Regions from separate parts of the Homo sapiens genome. Here region 1 is linked to region 2. Evidence: chromatin contacts called from ENCODE Hi-C or POLR2A ChIA-PET data. All regions are on one chromosome and are shown on one strand. The core of a region is the stretch at or near the end of the contact, and the rest is flanking DNA. Distances in the headings are between cores, read along the strand shown.

Region 1 (6,033 bases), core at 2,409-4,908, 50 kb after region 2:
GTCCCTATTGTACAGATGAGGAAACAGACCTGTACATGGAACTGCCTAGATAAATTTGGCCTCTGTACAGGGCCCGGGATGCCTTTCTCAGCAGCCCCACGTGGAGAGGTAATCCTCCTCCTATATGAACAGCCAGGGGTGAAGCTCCCAGTGGTATTTGACAGATGCTATCAGGGCCCTGGGCCCTTCCAGCTGGGGCTCAGACTTGTTTGGTAGGAATGTGGTGAAATTACATAGGAACTTACGGCTCACGCATATCTGGCTACACCTGGAGCCCGTATGAAAAGGAGTGTACAGTCACCCGTGCCAAGACATTAGCTCAAACTATGTGGCTCCATGGTGGGAGCCAGGAGACCACATGGCAGAAATAGCACTAGACTCAGAAGCCCTGGGTTCTAGTCCAGGTCCTATCGATAACTCACCGAATAACCTCAGCCAAGCCCCCTTTCCCATCAACTAAATGGAGTCTGGCCTGTAAATGAAATGCTACAGGAAGGCTCAATATAGAAACCTAGGAAAAGCAGACCTGCTTTGGGAAGGTCAGCAGAGTAGAGCTTATTATTTCTATTTGGTAGACGATCCCCGAAAGTCTAACGGCTTAGTTAAGGTAACTCAGGAAGAAGAGGGCCATGTGGCCCCACAGCAAATCATGAAGACAAGGTCAGCCTGTGCCCTCACTACCCGTCCCTGGGCCTCCAGTGAGAGCAGATGGCCGTGCCCCATCACAGGCAGGGATAGGGCCCCACAGGGATGGCCACACAGTGTCTACACCCTTCATCACAGGATCTATGCCCACAGCTGGGGCTGGAGATGCTTGTGCAGGGACAAGATGTGACCTTGCCTCAGACTTGGAGCGGTGCCATGGCTCTGGGAGCTGAGGGAACAATAAAAAGCTCCAGGATCTACTTCTTGAAATTGATCCTGCAAAAATAATTATGAGTAGGGACAAATATTTAAATCCAAGGATGCTTCTCCAATGACAGGAACAGATTAAATACATAATGGCTTATGCAGGTTTTGGCACACCCGTTTGATTGATGTGGAAGAATATGTAATGGTGTACAAAGATGGCCACAATGTATTTTTTGAATGAAAAAAGCAGATTACAAAACAGTATGTTGTTATGATCTCATTTTTATAAAAACATTTCTTCATACATAGAAAAATAAATGTTAAAATGTTAATATTTTAGGCTTGAAAATTAAGAATTTTTCTCCTATTTTTGGGTAGTTTCTCCCCATCCAACCTTTTTTTTTTAATGATGAAAACTGCAATGTTACCCAGACCTTGTAAAAAAAAAAATTCAAACAACAGAGAGTATTATCCGCCTGCCATAACCCTAAGCCTCTGCTAAGGATGATTAATTTTTTTTCTTCTTTTACTTCTCCATATTTTCAAAATTATTCATAATAAGCATAAATTGCTTTGGCAAAATGCAAGAGAAAACAAAATTTTACAAAAAAGCACAAACAATGCTCTACAGTATGGGCCTGGCTGGGCAGAGGGCAAAGGCTGGGATCTGGACAGACTCCTCATAAGACAGAGCCCAAGGAGTCTCTGCCCAGGAGGAATTGGCCACTGGTTGACTGAGGCTCCTTCTTTCCCCATGATGTCCCAGTAGCTGGTGAGAGATCTGGAGTATCGTGTGGTGTGCACAGGACACAGAAAGCCATTTCCTTCTCTAGATATACCAACTGACACTGAGGAACGAGGAGCAAGGGGCATAAACCCCAGTTCTGCCTCTGCCAAGCTGTGGGGCCTTGGGCAAGTGACTTAACCTCTCTGAGTCCTCCTGTGGTAATTGTGATACTAATACCTCTCTCACACATGACAGGGTGACTGTGAAGATTAAATGGCCAGCACGCGGAGGTGTTTGGTCAGTGCTAGCTCCTTCCCATCCCTGCCCATGTCTGGCACCACTGAGCAGATGGGACTCTGAGAGCAGCATCCTGAGGTCCCTTCACAATAGCTCCTTTGGTGGTCTCGTGGCCCAGTCCCCAGAATCCAGTCAGGTCTGGGTATAAACAATCTGCTGTAAATGCCTCTACAGAGCCAGATGTCACCCAATTCTGGATGACATGTCTCGGCAGCATTTAGGTTCTTCCCTATCCAGCCTAAGTGCTACTCTCCCAGACAAACGACCCTGGCTGTGGCCACTTACATTTTGGCTTCATAGTCCTTCCATGCCTTCTCCAGCTGTTTTTTGGAATCCTGTGGGTTAAAAAAGGACAATTTGCCCAGAGGGAAGCTGGAGCACTGGAATAAACAGTATGCTCTGCTGCCTGTAGGAGGACCTGCTAGTGTGCTCCCCTGAGCTGCTCAGAGCCCTTCTCTAACCAGCCCCTGCCCCCACAGTCCTGCTGCAAACCTGCCCCCACCAAACAGGCTCAGCTGACCCCATTTCTCAGAGCTAAGGCCCTCCTCCCAGCAGACCTTCTCCTCCCCAGAGATGCCAAGAATCAGTCAGGTTTGGTGGGCCATGGCTTGGGGTGTGAAGAGATCTTTGGGCTCTACCCTGAGTCCTCTTGCTCAGAAGAGAGATCAGTCATGACCATGAGGATGGGAGGATGAAGGCCAAATTCCCCCTGCCTAACTTTAGCCCAGCATTTTCTCCTGCCTGGTGCTAGATCATCCTCTTAGAGCAAGGGTACAGGTCAAGGAACATGCACAGAGAGGTTGAGAAGTCTACCCCAGGCCATACAGCAAACCAGGGAGACCTGACTACCCCCTGCCTAGCTTGCCTAAGCCTCATCCAGCCAGGCTGCTCACACCCTTCTGAACAACCCCGAGACTCCCAAGGTGAAAAAGCTGCCTGTCTGGTTTGTGTGGTTAGCAGGCTGGTGCCACGCTGGCAGCCTAGGGCAGGGAGGGAACCCTCTTGGGGGAGCACGGCTCCTCCCCTGGGCCGTCTGGGGCAGATTGCCCAGAGAGATTATTCTGTCACCTTCTTTGAGCTCCACTCTGCATCCAGCCAAGGGCTGCCAGGCACAGAGAAAGCAGCTCGAGTATGGGATTCAGGATCCCTGGATTCCCACATGGGCTCTCTACTTCCTAGTTATGTAAACCATCAGCAGGTTACCTAACTCCCTTGGCCTCGAATTTCAACTGCAAAATGGGGATGAGTGTACCCACAAAGCCTACCTCATAGGATGGTTGTAAGATTTACATGACATGTTTCACACAAGGGGCCTGGCAGACAGCAGGTCAGCCATCCTAGGCTGACCCGAGCCAGGTCCTCCAGACCTCCCCAGGCTCATCACTCCCGCTAAGACAGCCCCTTCACCTGGCCTCCACCCTCAGTCCAGCCCTGCCCCCCAACAGTCTCCTGCCCACCCCTCTTTTACTCTGTCCCACCACCACTCCCAGCATGGAGACTCACCTGTCGACCGTCCCTCAGCTGCCCCTTCATCAGACTGTCCAGGGGGAAAGAGACAATGTTGTTCAAGTTCTGAATCTGGAAAAAACAGAGACGCTCATTCCCGCCTCAGGTGACCGGCATCCAGCCCCTAGGGATTCGGTGTACAGTGAAGCATCACTTGGCAAAGAGAGCAGCGGGGAAGGGAAGTAGGGGAGAGGAAAAGATGTTATCAAAGAGATGACAGCCAAGTAAGGGGGACCGTCATGGCAGGAGTGCTGAGCCTGCGGGGGGGGACTAGAGGATCCAGCTCTGGGGTCTGCTTAGGATGGCTGACCTGCTGCCCGCCAGGCTTCCTGTGTGAAAGGGGGCAGGAGGGGAGGCCGAGGTGTGTCAGAGTGAGCCCCTTCCCTGATGGCTCCAGCCTCATCGCTGCACTGCTCCAGCAGCATCCCACAGTCAATCTCTCCCCTGTTCCTCGCCAGGAGCAGCCTCCCTTCTCCTCTCTGACTCTCTCAAGTTGACCTGTAGTGCACGTCTGTTGTTCTGGGCTGGCTAACGCTTCAGAGCCTCCCCTATTAATGGTCATAGAACCCCCTTTCCTGTGGGGAACTCCTCCTCTGTGGTCAGATGGGGTAAACGCAGAAGTCAGATCTGAGCAGGGCACCCCAGCCCCAGGATAGAGGGACTGGATAGGGAACAGGCACGCACCCAAGCCAGCCAATCACAATCCTCGCTGGGATTTTTCTGCCTAAGTTGTGGGAGAAAGACCATCTTTATTTTGGTAAGATGGGCATCTGGGCCTGCTGGGCTATCCTGTCCACTGAGCAGAGACAGAGAAACTACCTTAAGAGGAAAGGATAGAGCCTAAGCCAGCTGCGCCCCTGGACTTCTCATTACAGGGGCTAATGAATTCCCTTTTAAAAATTTAACCTAGTTTGAGTTGGGTTTCTGTGATTTCGCAACCTAAAGAGGCCTAATATTTCAACCAGCTTCCAAGGTACAGCTTGGGTCTCTCCTCCTCCAGGAAGTCTCTCCTGGCTACTCCTCCCGCCTGGTCTATGCTGATCTCCCCTTTTCTGAACCATGGCAGCACTAGGCCTCTGACACCAGCTGCTGGGTCCTTGAGTTTGTGCCATGCTGCTGGTATTTCTTGACACTAGTCCACACCCTAGTTTTTCTCTCCCCCACTAGACTGTGGCTCTCTGAGGCAGTCTGACACTTTCCTGTGTCACCAACCCCTGGTACAATGTCCACTAGACAGCAGACCCCCAGGAAACACTAGTTTGACTGAAACAGGGAGAGAAGAGGTGAAGACAAAGAAGGACACTAATTCAATTGAACTCAAACACTATTTTTTTTTTTGAGACAGGGTCTTGCTTTGTCACCCAGGCTGGAGCACAGTGGTGTGATCACACTCACTACAGCCTCAACTTCCCCCAGGCTAAACTGATCTTCCTACTTCAGCATCCCGAGTAGCTGGGACCACAGGCATACGCCCCCACACCTGGCATTTTTTTTTTTTTTTTTTTGAGATGGAATCTCGCTCTGTCACCCAGGCTGGAGTGCAGTGGCATGATCTCAGCTCACTGCCACCTCCGCCTCCCGGGTTCAAGTGATTCTCCTGCCTCAGCCTCCTGAGTAGCTGGGATTACAGGCACCTGATACCACACCCAACTAATTTTTGTATTTTTTCGCAAAGACAGTTTCACCATGTTGGCCAGGCTGGTCTCGAATCTCTGACCTCAAGTGATCCGCCCACCTTGGCCTCCCAAAGTGCTGGGATTACAGGCGTGAGCCACCGCACCCGGCAATTTTCATACTTTTGTAGAGTCAGGGTCTCACTACATTGCCCAGGCTGGTCTAGAGCTTCTGGGCTCAAGCGATCCACACACCTCAGGCTCCTAAACCACTGGGATTAAGGTTTGAAATGTTGCACCCAGCCTCAAACACTGTTAAAGGCTTTTTACATGCAGGACAGTGTACGAGGCACAGCTATGCCAAGAGCTATAACAATGATAGATTTTATTAGGTTGGTGCAAAAGTAATTGCTGTTTTGCCATTAATATAATATTAGCCAACATTTACTGAGCGCTTACCATAAAGTAGGCACTAACTTGCTTAATCCTCATTACCGCTCTGTGAGGTAGGCAGCATTATTATCCCAGTTTCACAGATGAGAGACCTGGGGCTTGGGCAGACTGAGTGACTTGACCTAGTAAGCAGCAGAGTGAAGATTCCAAGCTGGAGTCTAGGTCCAAGGTTGGGTGCTTAACCACTGAGCACACTGCCTCTCAAGGATGATGTGGCCCCTGCCAACCAGGGAGGATGCTGGGTAGGACTGGAGCCACAAGAGCTGGTCCAGTGCCATGGAGCCTGGAGGGAGATGAGAGGCTTTCCTGGGAGGCAGTGTAGCCAGGCTTATGCTTGGACTCTGGAGCCAGACAACCTGGGTTCAAACCGAACCGTGTGACCTCGGGCAAGCTGCTTAACCTTGAGGTCCTAGTTTCCTAGCCTGTAAGGTGGAGACAACAGTCACACCAGCCCCACAGAGCTGTGCATCCGGATCGAATGAGTGAACACATGAACTAGTGAGAACTGTGCCTGCACATGGGAAGAGCTGCTGTCACAGGGTGGCCTTGAGGAAAGGACTTGAAGGACCAGAGAGGAGGCAGTCA
Region 2 (5,868 bases), core at 2,643-5,142:
CTGTCATAACAAAATATCAGACTGGGAGGCTTCACTAGCAGAAATTTATTTCTCATGGTTCTGGAGGCTGGGAAGCCCAAGATCAAGTTGCTGGCCAATTTGCTTTCTCATGAGGGCTCTCTCTTTGCTTGTGAATGGCAGTCTTCTCATTGTATTCACATGGTGTCTCTTCTCATAGGGACACTAATCCTATTGGATCAGGGCTCCACCCTTATGACCTCATTTAACCTTAATGAAGGCCCTATCCCCAAATACAGTCACAATGGGGTTTGGGATTTCAACATATGAATTTTAGGGGGTCACAAACATTCAGCCCATAATACCATGTTAATAGCAATTATCTCTCTGAGGTGGAATGATAGGAGATTTTCATTTTCTTCGTTTGCTTATGCCTATTTGCTAAATCTTCTATACAGAATTTATCTACTTTTGCGATGTGAGAAACCTTTTTTTTTTTTTTTTGAGAGGGTGTCTCACTCTGTCATCCAGGCTGCCAGGCTGGAGTGCAGTGGCACAATCTTGGCTCACTGTAACCTCCACCTCCCGGATTCAAGTGATTCTCCTGCCTCAGCCTACCTAGAAGCTGGGATTACAGGCATGCACCACCACGCCCAGCTAATTTTTGTATTTTTAGTAGAGATGGGGTTTTGCCATGTTGGCCAGGCTGGTCTTGAACCCCTGACTTCAGGTGATCCACCTGCCTTGGCCTCCCAAAGTGTTGGGATTACAGGCATGAGCTACTGTGCCCGGCCAAAAAAATGCATTCTTGGCAGAAATGATGGAAGTGTAGAAGGCCAAGGTTTGCATGGGCAATGTCAAAGGGCTCAATGCAGCTGGAGCGTGAGGGTGAGGGAGCTTGTAAGAAGGAGAGGGAGTTGGAGAGAAAGGATCTAACCAGACTCTGGGGTTTGTTAAGGATGGTAAAACAAAAGCCACCATTTACCACTGCTCTGCTGTTTATTCTTTTTGGTAACCCTAAAAGTCACAAATTACTGGGCCCATTTTACAGATGATGGAATGGAGCCTTGAAGAAGTGAAGTGTGTCAATCATAGCTCACTGCAATCTCGAACTCCTGGGCTCAAACAATCCTCCTGCCTCAGCCTCCCAAGTAGCTAGGACTGACTACAGGCAGATGCCGCCACACCAGGCTTTTTTTTTTTTTTTGTAGAAATGGGGGTCTCAATATGTTGCTCAGGCTGGACTCAAACTCCTGGCCTCAAGTGATCCATTCGCCTTGGCCTCCCAATGTGCTGAGATTACAGGCATGAGCCACTGTGCCTGGCAAGACTTTGTGATAGTTGCACAACTCCCTCCCTCCCAAGATGTTTTTGCACTATTCTTTAGGGTAGGAGCCAGGAAGTCAGGAAGTCTCTGTCTTCATTCCTCTGCTCTTCTCACCTCCTTTTTCAATAACCCATCAGAATCTGCCAGCCAGCCCCTATATCTCTGTTGAGAAAAAAGTGGACTCATCAGAGTTGAAAAAATTAAGGTCCCCTCCTGGAGTGAAATTAAGACCCACTCGAGGGTCTTACCAAACTGAGCCCTTGTGGAAGCGCCCAGAGAGCTGCTGCATTTCCTCACTCCAGGAGGCACCATTTACATTAGTAGCTTGGTACCTCCTGTAATTATACAGTGCACAGCCTGGGCAGCTGCGCCAGGCAGCCTTGGGGCCTGGATCCACAGCTGCTTCTCATGTTCACTTTCAGGCTGTGGACATGCTACTTCCTTTCAGGAAGAAGAGGATTCTGGACTTCTGACAAAGTCTCTCAGGCCCAGGGAGTTGTGTCTGAGAGTGAGGCTAACTGAGTAGCCCAGGCTTCTCAGGATCAACAACCTGGAGTTACCAGAGAATCCCATCCAACATCCTGCTGGGCACAGCTCAGTGTGGACTCTGCTGGTGACCTCCCTGTCCCCCACCTCTTGCTGTTTGGCCTGACCTTGGATCTCCTCTTTCACCCCAGACCCCTGGACCTTTGGGATTTTTGCATTCTCTAGAGACTTGAGGTTCCTCAAAAGTGCCTCCATGCATACCGGTGAGGTGGGCTGGGGATGGTAAACTCTGTTCTTGTAAGGTTTACATTTTGAATTTCTAAAAATTTTGTCCAAAGGGATTCATTTCCTAGCTTTTATTTATTTTTAATGCAGTTTGAAACTTACTGTCCTAGATTAATCTAGCCTTAATTCTACCCGACCCTGCCTGACAACTGGGTTGCCTGGCAGCATGGTGGAGGGACAGGGAAGCTGAGATCCAAGCAGATTTCTCCTGGAGTCAGATTGCAGCAGGAGGTTTGGGTGAGGAAAGGCTGGACAGGGCGTGAACTCGCGGGGCTGTTGGCATCCAAAACGGATGTTCCTGCCCCCAAGCCTGATCCTGGTCACAGGGTTCCCACCTGAACAGTCACAATAGCCCCAAAACTGGTTTCCCTGTGTCCTCTTCCCCCACTATAATCCATTTGCCAAAGAGCCGCCAGAGGGACTTTTCAAAAATTCACAGCGGATCAAGTCACTCCCCTGCCTCTAACCCTCCAACACAGGGGTTCCCACCCCCTGGGGCCACGGACTGGTACCAGTCTGTGGCCTGTTAGGAACCGGGCCACACATCAGGAGGTGGGCCCTGTTGTGAACTGCGCATGTGAGGGATCTAGGTTGCACGCTCCTTACGAGAATCTAATGCCTGATGATCAGAGGTGGAACAGTTTCGTCTTGAAACCATCCCCTACAAACCCTGGTCCATGGAAAAACCGTCTTCTATGAAACCAGTCCCTGGTGCCAAAAAGGTTGGGGACTGGTGGTGTAACAGCTTCCAATTATTTTTAGCATAAAGTAAAACTCCTGGCCGGGTGCAGTGGCTCATGCCTAAAGTCCCAGCACTTTGGCAGATCGAGGTGGGAGGATCACTTTGGTCAGGAGTTTGAGACCAGCCTGGCCAACATGGCGAAACACTGTCTGTACTAAACATATAAAAATTAGCTGGGTATGGTGGCGCATGCCTGTAATCCCAGCTACTCAAAAGGCTGAGGCACAAGAATCGCTTGAACCCGGGAGGTGGAGGCTGTAGTGAGCTGAGATCATGCCATTGCACATCAGCCTGAGTGACCGAGTGAGACTGTGTTTCCAAAAAAACAAACAAAAACAAAACCAAAAGCTCACCACAGCCTCCCAGCCCCTGCACGTCCTGCCCCTACCCACTTTCTGATGTAATCTCATGCCATGCTCTCCGCATGGTTTACGGAAGGCCTCCACAGCACTGCTTCTTTCTGTTCCTTAAACATACCCATCCCTCCCACTGCCGGGCCTTTGCACAGGCTGGTCTTCCTTCCTGGAATGCTCTTCCTCCTCCAGGTCTCAGCTCGCATGAGGGAGGCCTTCCCTCACCACCTCAGCTGAGGCTGATGGTCCCCGCCCTGTAATTCTCTAGCACATCACCTGATTTCTCGCTTTTACAGCACTTATCCAAGTGTATGATTAGCTTGTTTATGTGTTTATAAACATCGTCTGCCTCCATCTCCAGATTACAGGCTCCAGAGTATTGGGACCCTGTCACGGGTTCACCACTGCATTCCAGCTCCTGTAACAGTGCTCTAGGTGGACACTTGATACATCATTGCTAAATGGATGGATAAATGAATAAATGAATGAATACATGATGAATTGAGGAACTGACCACAGAGAGATGAAAGGCACACCCAGAGGGTCCCCCAGGGCTGAAATGTGGAAAGAGGAAGGTCCTCTTTGGAAGGACAGTGGCCCCACTCTCTGGGCCTAAGAGAGGGATCTCTCTCTCTGGGAGTACGAGAGGGATCTCTCTCAAAGCCAGCCTCTGTCAACTCCCAGGACCCAGGCAACGCCATCTCCTGCAGCTGGGATGGTGTCTCGCTGACCTGTGCGTGCCATTGCACATTCTCAACAGCTATGACTCACCACAGGAAAACTGTCAGGGGAGCCTGCAGCATGCTGCTTTGAAGGAGCCCCAACGAATGACAGTAATAATGGTGGTCGTTTTTGAAACGACTGCACTGAGTTGGTTTACTTATTAAGAACCTAGTCTCTGGAGCCAAACTCCCAGGTTCACAGCCTGAGACCAACACTTTGTAGCTATGTGACCTTGGGTGAGTTCCTTAACCCCTAGGTGCCTCAGTTTTTTTCACACGTAAAATCGGAATAATAATAGTACCCATCTTATGGGGCAGATGAAAGCAACTAAGTGACAAAGTATTAGGCAGTTTACATAGATAACCAGGTTTCATATGAGTATTATTACAAAGTATTATGTATTTATTGAGCATTTACATGGTTTGGGAACAGTGCTGGGTATTTCATTACCTCATTTAATCCTCACAATGACCTTGAAAGGGGTTCATAATTGTCTCCATTTTACAGATCAGTAGACTGAAGCTCAGAGAGCTGAACTGAATTATCCATCCAAGTTACTGCCCCAAGTTATCCATCCAACTAGCAAAGGGTATAGTCAGACCACGAACCTGCCTGTCGCCCTTCCAAATTCTTTTCAACACATCAACTGTGTCTTTAAAAGAGAGGTTTCCAGAGTCCTCCTACCTGAGCAAGACTAGGCTGTTTGGAGCATTTCTTCCCACCTTCCTGGCAGGGCACACCCAGCCCTGGTCCCGCCTCCCCGGTTAGGAGCTGGCTGGCTGGCTGGAATTCGTGTCTGGGCAGCATTTCAGGCAGCCACACTCATTTTGCTTTCAATGCACACGCCTGGGAACTGAGCCAAACTGCAGAGAGGGCATCATCGGCCGGGGTGGGAGGTTGGATTTATCAACAGCTTCCTTCTGCTCCCCGGATGTGCCCGCACCGCACCAGTCCTTAGAAAATCCTCCTGCCCCAGGTCTGAGTAGAGGCATCTGGAGGCCGGGCCCGCTGCTTCTGTGCGCCACCTCGAGGGCATTTCAGTTACTGCATCAGCGAGCATGCTCTGCAAATGGCAAATCATTCTGATAGCCAGGTAAAAGGACAACTGAGAACAGTCAACTTTCTCCCCTGTCAACATGGTATCCTCCGTGGTCTGCTTCCTGGTACTCCAGCTACAGTTCCCAGAGCATCGTGCTCACTCCCACTTCCACACCTTTGGGTGTGCCATTTCTTTCTGCTTGAAATGACTCTCCTGACTCGCCTCCCAAACTCCTCCTATTGACTTTCCATTCTCAGCTCAAATACTTTCTCTTCCACGAAGCCTCCTTTGACTTTTATAGTCATATTGAGACATGCTTCCTATGTTCCCACGGTGTTTTATACCTACCCCTTTCTAAAAACATGCATTTTGGTGTCTGCCTCTGCACTCATGGTTAGCCCTAAGAAGGGAGAGGTGATGAGTTTCAACCTTTGCCTGGCCTTACAGGTCAAAAATGGGTGAGCTACAAATATGTTTTGTCTCCCTATTGTGTCTTAGAAAAATGTGAATATGTTGCTGATACTGAAAACTGGGAGTTTTGGCCAGGCGCGGTGGCTCACACCTGTAATCCCAGCACTTTGGGTGGTTGAGGCAGGAGGATTTCTTGAGCCCAGGAGTTCGAGACCAGCCTGGGCAACAAAGTGAGACTCTGTCTCTACAAAAAAAAAATTTTTTTTAAGTTAGCTGGGTGTGGTGGTGTGCACCTGTGGTCCTAGCTACACGGGAGGCTGGAGCAGGAGGATTGCTTGAGCCCAGGAGGTTGAGGCTGCAGTGAGCCCTGTTTATACCACTGCACTCCAGCCTGGGTGAGATCCTGTCTCAGAAAAGGTGGTGTCGGGGAGTTCCATATGAAAATCTAGGTGTCTGGCTTTTCTTTAAAAAATTGGAAGACATGGCACCCTGGACCTGCATTTCCCCAAAGCAACAATCAGCTGCAGTGGGGTAGTGGCTGCCC

The links. Hi-C counts contacts between places; a loop is a spot of excess contacts on that map. ChIA-PET counts read pairs that join two places held with the same protein, here RNA polymerase II (POLR2A). Pooled maps may share reads with other maps.
Region 1: a loop to region 2 is called in a map of PC-9, with 4 times the contacts of the local background. The contact joins two enhancer-like sites. A Hi-C loop is called at or near these places in 1 of 168 maps with a recorded cell type or tissue (PC-9) and 1 of 50 pooled maps. POLR2A ChIA-PET finds 5 or more read pairs at or near these places in 7 of 52 experiments (BJ, K562, MCF 10A and 4 more).

What each region holds. Positions count from the first base shown.
Region 1 is chr1:23,449,318-23,455,350 of GRCh38, forward strand. It overlaps ASAP3 (ArfGAP with SH3 domain, ankyrin repeat and PH domain 3), which reads right to left. Exons shown (of 25, transcript NM_017707.4): 4 at 3,380-3,454; 5 at 2,162-2,211. Among named protein-coding and RNA genes, the nearest start is that of TCEA3, 28 kb to the left of the region's middle. Within about 2 kb of position 3,659, at least 13 of the 41 ENCODE cell types and tissues checked have a DNase peak (open chromatin) inside an H3K27ac peak, as active enhancers do.
Region 2 is chr1:23,399,224-23,405,091 of GRCh38, forward strand. The region is part of intron 5 of TCEA3 (transcription elongation factor A3); the gene reads right to left. Among named protein-coding and RNA genes, the nearest start is that of TCEA3, 23 kb to the right of the region's middle. RefSeq lists an enhancer at 4,807-4,856. Within about 2 kb of position 3,893, at least 31 of the 41 ENCODE cell types and tissues checked have a DNase peak (open chromatin) inside an H3K27ac peak, as active enhancers do.